Regions from separate parts of the Homo sapiens genome. Here region 1 is linked to region 2. A link is an interaction called in ENCODE POLR2A ChIA-PET data of the cell type or tissue named here. Cell type or tissue: CD4-positive, alpha-beta T cell. All regions are shown on one strand. Each heading gives the region's core, and the rest is flanking DNA. Links, peaks and the distances in the headings are about the cores only.

Region 1 (5,370 bases), core at 199-5,198, 230 kb after region 2:
AGGGTTTCATCATGTTGGCCAGGCTGGTCTTTAATTCCTGACCTCAAGTGATTCACCTGCCTCGGCCTCCCAAAGTGCTGGGATTATAGGCGTGAGCCACCACGCCTGGCCTATTTAACCTTCTAAAACTACTTTTTCAAGAAATATTTATTCGAATTATAGAAGATTGGCCAGGCACAGTGGCTCATGCCTGTAATCCCAGCACTTTGGGAGGCCAAGGTGGGAGAGTCGCTTGAGCCCAGAGTTTGAGATCAGCCTGGGCAACATGGCAAGAACCTGTCCCAAATTTAATATAATAAATTTTAAATAAAATTTTAAAAATAAAATTAAATAAAAAATTATACAGGAGGGCCATGTCAGGTGAATTTTAACTGAAGCAAACCTTATTTATTCATAACAATGAAGTTTATATTACTAGGAAAAAATTTCATTCCATGATAAATGTGTGGTATCATGTTTTTCTTCAAAATATTGAATTTAAAGAATGTTCATTGCAATACTGGCAACTAAGTCCAGATTTGCTTTTTAACCATGGAGTAATTTCTGAGAAATATTTGTTTTATTTTATTTTATTTTATTTTATTTATGTTATTTATGTTATTTATGTTATGTTATGTTATGTTATGTTATGTTATGTTATGTTATGTTATGTTATTTTTTTGAAACAGAGTCTTGCTCTTGTTGCCCAGGCTGGAGTGCAATGGTGTGATCTCTGCCTCCTGGGTTCAAGCGATTCTCCTGCCTCAAGCTCCTGAGTAGCTGGGATTACAGGCGCCCTCCACCACGCCCGGCGAATTTTTGTATCTTTAGTAGAGACAGGGTTTCACCACGTTGGCCAGGTTGGTCTTGAACTCCTGACCTCATGATCCGCCTGCCTCGGCCTCCCAAAGTGTTGGGATTACAGGTGTGAGCCACCGCACCCGGCCTCTGAGAAATATTTAGATTGTACGCCTCAAATGGGCAGGGACTGTGTCTTACACTTTTGTATTTATGCTACAGCTTACCTAATACAGTGCCAGGCCTCGTTAAACACTTATTGATTGCTCAGACGATAAAGAACTTGCTTTGGAAGGAGGAGAGGATAGTCATGTGCTTCTGAATGTATTGAACTTCTTGAAATCTCTTTCCTCATCAATTTTAGCAGAGTTTCTATTGAAACTCCTAGGGTGTGTTTATGGAAGACAAACTGAGATGTGCTGTCCCAGCCTTAGGCCCTGGCAGTACGCCTTGCCTTTTCACGGCACACCCACTACAGCCTTTCCCACACTGTGACACTGGAGCTGGTGAGTCAAAGTAAGTATAAGTGGGGAGCACTTTTCAGTACAGTAGTTTTAAGGAAAGACTTGGGTCTCTGAAAGCCATGTTTGCATCCCTGCCATGTCCCTCACTGGCTGCTAGCCTCAGGCCACTGACTCTTAGCCTCTGTATCTCGGAGCCTCAGTTTGCTTAACTGTTAAATGGGGATACTGATACCTGCCTCATAGAGTTATGAGGATTAAGTGTCTCCTACCTTTGAATGTCTTGCTCCGGTGTTTCCCTGGAGATATCTTGTCCAAGTATGAACAGCAGTGCTGGCCACAAACTCATCAGCATTATTATTATTATTATTATCATTATCATTATTATTATTATTATTATTGAGACAGAGTTTCACTCTGTCACCCAGGCTGGAGTGCAGTGGCACAATCTCAGCTCACTGCAACCTCTGCCTCCTGGGTTCAAGCGATTCTCGTGCCTCAGCTGCCCGAGTAGCTGGGATTACAGGCGTGCACCACCACATCTGGCTAATTTTTGTATGAGTAGTAGAGACGGGGATGCACTATGTTGGCCAGGCTGGCCTTGAACTCCTGACCTCAAGCGATCTGCCCGCCTTGGCCTCCCAAAGTGCTGAGATTACAGGCGTGAATCACTGCGCCTGGCCACTTTTAAAACATTTCTATCACCCTGAAAAGAAACCCTGTACCCTTTAGCAGTCACTCCTCATTTCCCCTGTCCTCCGCAGCACTGGGCAACCACTAACCACTGACCTACTTCCTGTCTCTAGATCTGGTGGAGATGCTTTTTAAACTTTTTTTTACTACCCTGTGGTCCCTGAGGAGCATTACACTGAGAAGTTTTCTCCTATTTTGTCTTTCATTCTCCACATCCTCTTTTGTTCTAGTGCATGGCATGGGAAGCCCTCTCTAGGAGGATGCTGTGGCCACACAAGTGCTGGACGAACCGCTGGAGTAGGTGACTTCCAAGGTGTCCTGATGTAGTAGCTATTAGACAAGCTCCTGCATTTGGCCAGTAATTAGCATGCTGCTGCACATTGCCACTAGGTGGTGCTGCTGCTCCATTCCCAAGTAACCCACATGCATCCCTGGCTGGGGTCAGCCTTGGGGTTTCCCAAGTGTAGAGGAATCCATCTCTGTGCCTGTGGTAATGGCTGGACACCAGGAGAGACCCAGAAAACAGGGATATCCTAGAAGAGAAAGGCAAAATAAGCACTCAGAGCAGAGGACATTTGAGTGTCAATAATGAAGGTGGCAGCAGTAATCATGGCTATCATTTACTAAAAATAGTGGATATTGGCCAGACATGGTGGCTCACACCTGTAATCCCAGCATTTTGGGAGACCAAGGTGGGTGGATCACTTGAGGTCAGCAGTTCGAGACCAGCCCGGCCAACATGGTGAAACTATCTACTAAAAATACAAAAATTAGCCAGGTGTGGTGGTGCACGCCTGTAGTCCCAGCTACTTGGGAGGCTGAGGAAGGAGAATCACTTGAACCTGGGAGGTGGAGGCTGTAGTGAGCTGAGATCGCATCACTGCACTCCAGCCTGGACAACAGAGCAAGACTGTCTCAAAAAAAAAAAGTAGATACTGTGCTAGTCACTTGATACACATCATCTCTGATCTTTGCACTGAGCGAGGCATGTGTATTATGTCTGCATTACAAAAGGGGAAAAATTAAGGTTCAAGAAGATAAAGTCACCAGGCATGGTGGCGCATGCCTGTGATCGCAGCACTTTAAGAGGCTGAGACAGGCGGATTGGTTGAATCCAGGAGTTCAAGACCAGCCTGGGCAACATAGTGAGACCTCATCTCTACAAAAAAAATAAAATTAGCTGGGTGTGGTGGTGTGTGCCTGTAGTCACAGCTCCTCGGGAGGCTGATGTGGAAGGATCACTTGAGCCCGGGAGATAGAGGCTGCAGTGAGATGAGACTGAGCCATTGCACTCAGCCTAGGCAACAGAGTGAGACCCTGTCTCAAAACAAAACAGAAATAACAAAAAATAAGGTGACTTGCTGGAGGCCACATGGCTGTGAGCCAAATACAGGTCTGGGTTATCAGGGCTCACATACTTCTAAGTACACCCTACTGCCTTGGAATCTGCTGAAGACCAAGCCCCTGCCCCCAAGCCATGGCAAAGAAGGAGGGAAGGAAGCAAAGGTGCCCAGCGGGGACAACTCGGGGAGGGGCGAGGTGCCCAGGGCCCAGGAAGGCCAAGCAGCATGTGGCAGGGCAGCATCAGGTGACTCCCAAGAAGGAATGAGGAGAGGATATGAGGAAAGAGCCACAGCACAGAGGCCTGCTGTTAGGTCAGCGGAGACCACGGCCCATGGGACCTGGATCTACCCTTGATGCTAACAATGTTCTTTGGGGAAAAAATCTATAATCACAAAGTTTCTGCAACTGGACTGTAGTCATGGTTGCAGAACTGTATAGATTTACTAGGAACCATCAAATTGTTCACTTACAATGGGTAAATTGTACAGTACATAGGTTATCCCTCAGTAAAGCTGTATGAAATTTATAGTCATGAAACTAATAGTGACAAACGAGCTGGGTAAGTAGGTCTCAGCTGTTCTGTAGGCACTTTGAGAAGAGGAAGAGTAGCATCTCGGTTTTAATAAAAGAAAGCCTGGCCCATGGCGTCCAGCTTCTGCTTGAATACTTTCAGTGCCCGGGAGCTCAGTATCTCAAAGCAGCCCACTCCTGTTTAAGAGAACTCTAAACCTTAGAATGTTGAAATACATCATTATTATTCTAGTACTGCTGTGAAAAATAAATGTCTTTGTTTTGCCACATAACATTTCTCTGAGAGCTTGAGGACAGTTATTGCATTTTCCCAAGTCATTTTTATCTCAGACAGAATTCCCTGATGACCTGTAGGTTTTTTGTTTTTTTGTCTTGTTTTGTGTGTGTGTGTGTGTGTGTGTGTGTGTGTGTGTGTGTGTGTGTGTGTGTGTGTTTTGGAGATGGAGTCTCTGTCGCCCAGGCTGGAGTGCGGTAGCATGATCTTGGCTCACTGCAGCCTCCACATTCCGAGTTCAAGCAATTCTCCTGCCTCAGCCTCCCAAATAGCTGGGATTACAGGCGTGAGCCGCCACACCTGGCTAATTTTTGTATTTTTAGTAGAGATGGAGTTTCACCACATTGGCCAGGCTAGTCTCGAACTCCTGGTTTCAGGTGATCCGCCCTCCTCGGCCTCCCAAAGTGCTGAAATTACAGGTGTGAGCCATTGTACTTGGCTCTCCTTGTGTTTTTTACAGGACAAGATTTCCAGCCTCTCCCATTCTCCCATTCTCCTGGTAGCTCTCCAGGAGCTACCCCTTTGATCTGTCCACATCCTTCTTAAAATGTGGGGACCCATGGGGAACCTGAGATTCTGCAGATGCCAGCCCAGTGCTGTGTGGTTAACAATTTGGATCCTAGCATTAAGACCCCGGGTTCAAATCCTTGCTCCACTGTAGGCCAGCTGTGTGACCATGGTTAAAAACATCTACCTTACTGAGCTCTAATGTCATCATCTAAGTTATTGTGAGGATTGTACTGACCCACACTTTCTATCTGCCCAATCCCTTGAGGTGGGCTCAACCTGGGTTGGCAATGGTTGGGCAAGGGAGAGCGATCAAAACAGCAAACTGTCACACTGCTGATAAGCCAAGCAGAGACACAGCCACCATTAGGAGAAGGGGCTCTTCCATCTCTATCTATCAGGCTTTTCTCTCATGGAGCTGTAACCCCTGGTAAAGGAGGTGAGGAACTTGCTGGGGGGAGCACACAAACACCTGCTGATGTGCCTGACTTGGATACCCAGGAAGTTGCTGGCTTTCTCTTCCTTTCCCCAACATTTTTATTTGTTTGTTTGAGGCAGAGTCTTGCTCTGTCACCCAGCCTGGAGTGCAAAGGCGTGATCTTGGCTGAGTGCAATGGCATGATCTTGGCTCACTGCAACCTCCGCCTCCTGAGTTCAAGTGATTCTCCTGCCTCAGCCTCCTGAGTATTTGGGACTACAGGCGTGCGCCACCTCACCCGGCTAATTTTTGTATATTTAGTAGAGATGGGGTTTTGTCATGTTGGCCAGGCTGGTCTCGAACTC
Region 2 (5,370 bases), core at 271-5,270:
AAGAAGTTGCCGAGATGGCGGGAGGCTGAGACTCCAGCCCATTTCCTGTCAGGGCTGCGGAAGTGCTGCCTGAGTTGGGGCGGGTGGGGTGGAGGGGCCTCAGGTTGAGGGTATTTTTATGCTTCTAGAAACACTGCTGGCTGCCCCACTCAGTGCTCTAATGACCAGTGAGCCGCATCCGAGGCCCAGACATAGCCATGGTGTGGGCTGCACAGAGGAAGATCACGGCCAGACCCAGCCACAGCATGAACTGCACAGAGAGAATCACGGCTGAGCCTGTGGGGGAGGGGCGCGCTTGCACAGACAGGGTGGGCAGAGGGGGCGCTGAGTGCTGGGGGCCTGGGCTGGCCTGGAGTGGCTCCTGGGGCGGAAACAGGACAATGAGTGGTTGTCCACTCCCTCTAGGCCCAGGGAGGGTGTAATGGGAAAGAGGAAGCTTGTGGGGGGGAGGGGAAGAGTTCCCAAAGAGGAAGGGGTCTGGGCAGATGTGATATCACAGGGAGCTGGCATCTGGACTGTGCCAGCCCCGAGGAGGACAGGAAGGATTCTGACCACATCACTATCTGCCCGCCTGACCACCTGGGTCTGTCTCCTCCAGACTCGGTCACCAAGATGCATATGCCCTCCCACGCCTGCATGCCCACATGTGCCCACTCTCACTTGCGTGTCCACATACGTGTACAAGTATGCCCGTGCCTGTCCCCTCCTCTCTAAGGACCCAGAGAAGAGGGCCAGGCACCAGCTTCTTCCAGGAGGAAGGTTAAATCTTCTTCCTGGCCTCTCTTCCCTTCACCCCCTCGTGTGGGGATGACAGACCCCAGCCACGCACAGTGGACACATGCCCTGAGTAAGAAGTTACAGCCCCTCCTCTGAGCCCATGGGTCCATCTTGTCTTCCCTCCTCCCTTAGAAGTGCTTCCTCCCCAGGCTTAAGGGCCAGGCAGCACTAAGCCCACCAGCCCACCCCTGCTGAAGTCCACCTCCTTTCCTGGTCAGGCTCTGACCCCCACCCTTCCACTCTAGGCCCATTCTTCCTCCTCTGGCCCCCACCCTGGATCTCTTTTTCTCCCCTGCCATGTCTCTCAGCCCCTCTTCTCCTGTACCCACTGTGGGCTGGGGACAAGGACCCCAAGCAGAGCCAGGCACAGTGTGAATGTGGGGCACGAGACACTTGTAGAGATCACACTAGGAGCAAGACTGGGCCCCATGCCCTGCTCTGCCCACAAAAGCTCTCATACCAGTGTCCCATCCCCTGTACCCGACTCAGAAGCCCAGACCCCAGGGGTAGACTAATCCCCTCCTCGCTATCAGGGTGGAGGACAGCAGGAATCACAGAAGGCTGGAGGCCTCATGCTTATCACACACCTGACCCATCTCTCTGTCCCCACCCTGAGGCCAGGGATGAGGACTCACACACACACACACACACACACACTACACACGTGTGCGTGCATATGACAGGTCACCAAGGGTTATGCAACCAGGCCTCAGAGACAGGAATAGCCTCTGTAAATTCCAGAGAGGCCAGAAACTCTGAGCCACCAGGGAGGAGCTGGGTGGAGAGGGGAGAGAAGAGGACAGGTGTGGAACTCAGGCCCTCAGCATTGCCCTGCAGGTAGCATGGGGGGCAGGGACTCCCTATGGCAGAGCCAGGAGTGTCAGTGTCAGGGCTGGGACTGCAGAATGGGCAGCCAGCAACTCACCTGGCATCTCACCTGCTTCTCTTCCCCAGTAGGAAGCTGGGCCCCCATGATGGGGGTCTCCCAGGGGGCTCCAGCCCCAAACTATAGGGAGTGAACAAACTCACACAGTTCCTGCCTGCTCTTGGCCACAGAAGTTGGCTCTCAGGCCCTGTCTCGGATTCCCTCCCCCCAGTGAGAGGAGGTGATGACCACAGTGGCTCCCCAGAGGGGTCCACCTCCCTCCACCACACCCTCATGCCTCTGAGAGGCACAAGGGGGAGGGTCAGGAGAGGTTCTAGAACAAACCAGCTGCACAACACCCCTCCTTTCCCCACTCTGACCTCACTCTTCCCTCCCAAACCCTCATAGGAAGTGCTGGGGCAGGAGCAGGTGCACTAGGAAGACCCAGTCCTCTGGGGCTAGAGGCAAAATGAACGCCTCCAAACCAGGACTTGGCCCAGGAACTGGCTCAGGGGCTGGCGAGGGGACATGGTGTCCTTTGTTGACTCAGTGAGTCTGCTCTGTGCCACCCAAGCCAGGTGGAGGGAGAGCCAGAAGGAATGGTGATCTTTGCCTCAAGGAGCTCAGTCATGTCCACACGACAGGTCCCTCCCCCAAACACATGTTCTCCAGGACAGAAACTGGGTCTCCCTTTAACCATCCCGGCCTGGCCCAGAGCTACATGTCCAGGGGCAGGATCGGAGGAGCTGGGGGTGACCCCACAGGATCCTGGGCCTCAGGCCTCAGTAGGCTTTGGGGAACTGTGCCTAGCTCAGCCCTCTGAGATTCTGATGGAAGTGGTTTGGGCCGGGACCTGGGGAAAGTGTTTAATTTTAAGCCTCCTTGGGTGATTTGACTGTGCCTCCCAGGTGTGGCACCACGGCTCAGTATAATCTTTTTTTTTTTTTTTTTTTTTTTTTTTTTTTTTTTTTAATGGAGTCTCACTCTGTCACCCAGGCTGGGGTGCAGTGGCTCGATCTCAGCTCACTGCAACCTCTGCCTCCCAGGCTCAAGTGATTCTCCTGCCTCAGCTTCCTGAGTAGCTAGGATTACAGGTGCCTGCCACCATGCCCAGCTAATTTTTGTACTTTTAGTAGAGATGGGGTTTCATCGTGTTGGCCAGGCTGGTCTCAAACTCCTCACCTCAAGTGATCCGCCGCCTTGGTCTCCCAAAATGCTGGGATTACAGGCATGAGCAGCCCGGCTGACTCAGTGTAATCTTATTGCATGGATGTGGGGTGAGATTCCAAATGTAACGGTTTCAGGTGAGACCCTTTTCTTGGGCTTGGGGCAGAAGCTTCCATTGATTCAGAGGGAAAAAGAGTGGAGCCGGAGACCAGAGACTTGGACTCTTGTCTAGACTCTACTTCAGCTTCTCGCTGAGCAGCTGCTTGAATTTCTGGGCCTCAGTTTCTTCATGTGTAGAACAGAGCTGTCAACCCTACTCCGTCACAGGGCTGGTTCTATGAAAGAACTGAGCGGGCCTTGGGTTCCCACACCCATGGGGATTGGGGGAAAGCAGGCCTGCACTTCTGCTTTTCTGACTTCGGGTTTCGATTGGGTGCCCTCGGCTCTGGACTCTGTCCCCAGCCTCTGGGTGACCTCATGGGGCTGCTTGCCTGGCCTGCTCCTCCAGGGCGGGGTGGGAGCTGGGGTGGGGCATCCTCAGGGCTCACAACGCTTGTGCTCTAAGTAAGGCTGGCAGACACCCAGCAGGGCTGCTGGGGCCAGGAGGGATCAGAAATGGTCCATGAGGGGCTGGGTGCGGTGGCTCAGGCCTGTAATCCCAGCACTTTGGAAGGCCGAGGCAGGAGGATCACTTGAGGTCAGGAGTTTCAGACCAGCCTGGCCAACATAGCGAAACCTTGTCTCTACTAAAAATACAAAAATTAGCTGGGCGTGGTGGCGTGCGCCTGTAATTCCAGCTACTCGGGAGGCTGAGGCAAGAGAATTGCCTGAACCTGGGAGGCAGAGGTTACAGTGAACCAAGATCGCACCATTGCACTCCAGCCTGGGTGACAGAGCGAGACTCCATCTCAAAAAAAAAAAAAGAAATGGTCCATGAGGGAACCTCCCAGCCAGCGAAGGCTGTAGGGATGAGCCAGACTAGGGAGGTGGGAAAATGAGACCAAGGAATGATCACCTTCTGCCCTCCCCCTCAAACGTATCTGTGTTTGCACCCACCATTCCTTCCCCCTCCCCCAGTGGAAGGCACAGGGGCCTGCCGTCCAAGCCAACCTCCTCAGCCCGGTCCTGAAGGACCCCATAGCCTCCCGCTTGCTCGGAAGTGGCCTCACCTCAAATTTCCAACCCTTCCTTTCTGACTACCTTTGTCCCTTTCTCATTTCAACAAACTCAAGGCCTCTCCATGTTGGTTTTTTTTTTTTTTAGACAGCGTCTTGCTCTGTCACCCAGGCTGGAGGGCAGTGGCACGATCATGGTTCACTGCAGCTTTGACTTCTTGGACTCAAGCAATCCTTCTGCCTCAGCCTCCCAGGTAGCTGGCTAGCTGGCAGTACAGGCCCACACCACCACGCCCGGCTAATTTTTTTTTTTTTTTTTTTAGAGACAGGGTCTGACTATGTTGTCCAGGCTGGTCTTGATCTCCTGAGCTCAAGAAATCCTCCCACCTCAGCCTCCCAAAGTGCTGGGATTACAGGCCTGAGCCACTGCACCCAATTGGTCTCTCCATCTTAAAAAGAAAATGTTGACTGGGCACAGTGGCTCACGCCTGAAATCCCAGCACTTTGGAGGCTGAGCAGGTGGATCGCTTGAGGTCAGGAGTTCAAGACCAGCTGGCCAACATGGTGAAACCCCATCTCTACTAAAAATACCAAAAAAAAAAAAAAAAAAAAAATAGGCGTGGTGGCAGTTGCCTGTAGTCCCAGCTGCTTGGGAGGCTGAAGCAGGAGAACCACTTGAACCCCAGAGGTTGCAGTGAGTAGAGATCACACCATTGCTCTCTAGCCTGGGTGACAGAGAGAGAGTCCATCTCAAAAAAAAAAAAAAAAAAAAAGTTTTGTTCCCTGGACCCAGCTCTGCATCTCCTTTTAACAACTAATTCCTTTTTCCCTTCCTCCTTTTTGAGCCAACTTCTCTGTTCCCTCACTTAGACAATCAGCCCACTGCTTAGAGGCCTTCTACCACTTCCTTGATGATAGATCTGGTCCTCCTCTGGCCTGACTTCTCTCCAGTGTTTGCTCTTTAAAATCCTCTCCTTCTTGGGCTTCCTCAGGCCAGGCCTCCTAGTTTTCCTTCTTTTTCTTTGCTACTGCTCAGCAATTGGGCCCCAGGCTCCACCTCCTCTGCCACGGCCTCATGCTTGGTGTCTCACCTGGCTTCTCACTCCACCGCCTTGGGAGAGCCCAGCCCCACCGGCTGTAGATCAACAACTCGCAGCACAGTCTCCAGGCTCACATAGCCCATTGCCATCTGGATGTCCTTTGTACATGTCGAAAACCGTGTGCCCCAAATCAAATTTGTCCTCTCCCTCCTCCTTCCCCGATCTTAGCATCTGAGTGACATCTACCTCTGTCACTCAAGGTAGAATCATCCTTGCCTCCTGCTGGCTTTGCCTCATCTGACACTGAGCCCCATTGATCCGACCAGCCTAAGCCTTGCAGACCTGCCTACCAGTTCTCAGGTAACACCAAGGTTAGAGGAAGACGGAAACACTGCTGCAAGGAAGC

What was found. ChIA-PET counts read pairs that join two places held together with the same protein. Peaks named below come from ENCODE experiments on the same cell type or tissue, not always from the same donor. Only the 100,000 strongest peaks of a DNase experiment are listed, where the experiment ranks them.
Region 1: POLR2A ChIA-PET joins it to region 2 with 6 read pairs; 1 of 35 experiments calls an interaction of 5 or more read pairs at or near these places.

Annotation. Positions count from the first base shown.
Region 1 is chr17:45,638,228-45,643,597 of GRCh38, forward strand. All of the region lies in intron 3 of LINC02210-CRHR1 (LINC02210-CRHR1 readthrough), which reads left to right. The region is part of intron 5 of LINC02210 (long intergenic non-protein coding RNA 2210); the gene reads left to right. It also overlaps the pseudogene ARF2P. Among named protein-coding and RNA genes, the nearest start is that of LINC02210-CRHR1, 21 kb to the left of the region's middle. In CD4-positive, alpha-beta T cell, for the core only: CTCF peaks have their summits at 2,339 (motif pointing right) and 2,541; a DNase peak (open chromatin) is centred at 2,324.
Region 2 is chr17:45,410,387-45,415,756 of GRCh38, forward strand. All of the region lies in intron 4 of ARHGAP27 (Rho GTPase activating protein 27), which reads right to left. Among named protein-coding and RNA genes, the nearest start is that of ARHGAP27, 20 kb to the right of the region's middle. RefSeq lists an enhancer at 1,240-1,740 and a silencer at 1,583-1,770. In CD4-positive, alpha-beta T cell, for the core only: no CTCF peak of the experiment used is centred there; DNase peaks (open chromatin) are centred at 1,465 and 3,255; H3K4me3 peaks cover 736 bases; H3K27ac peaks cover 1,063 bases.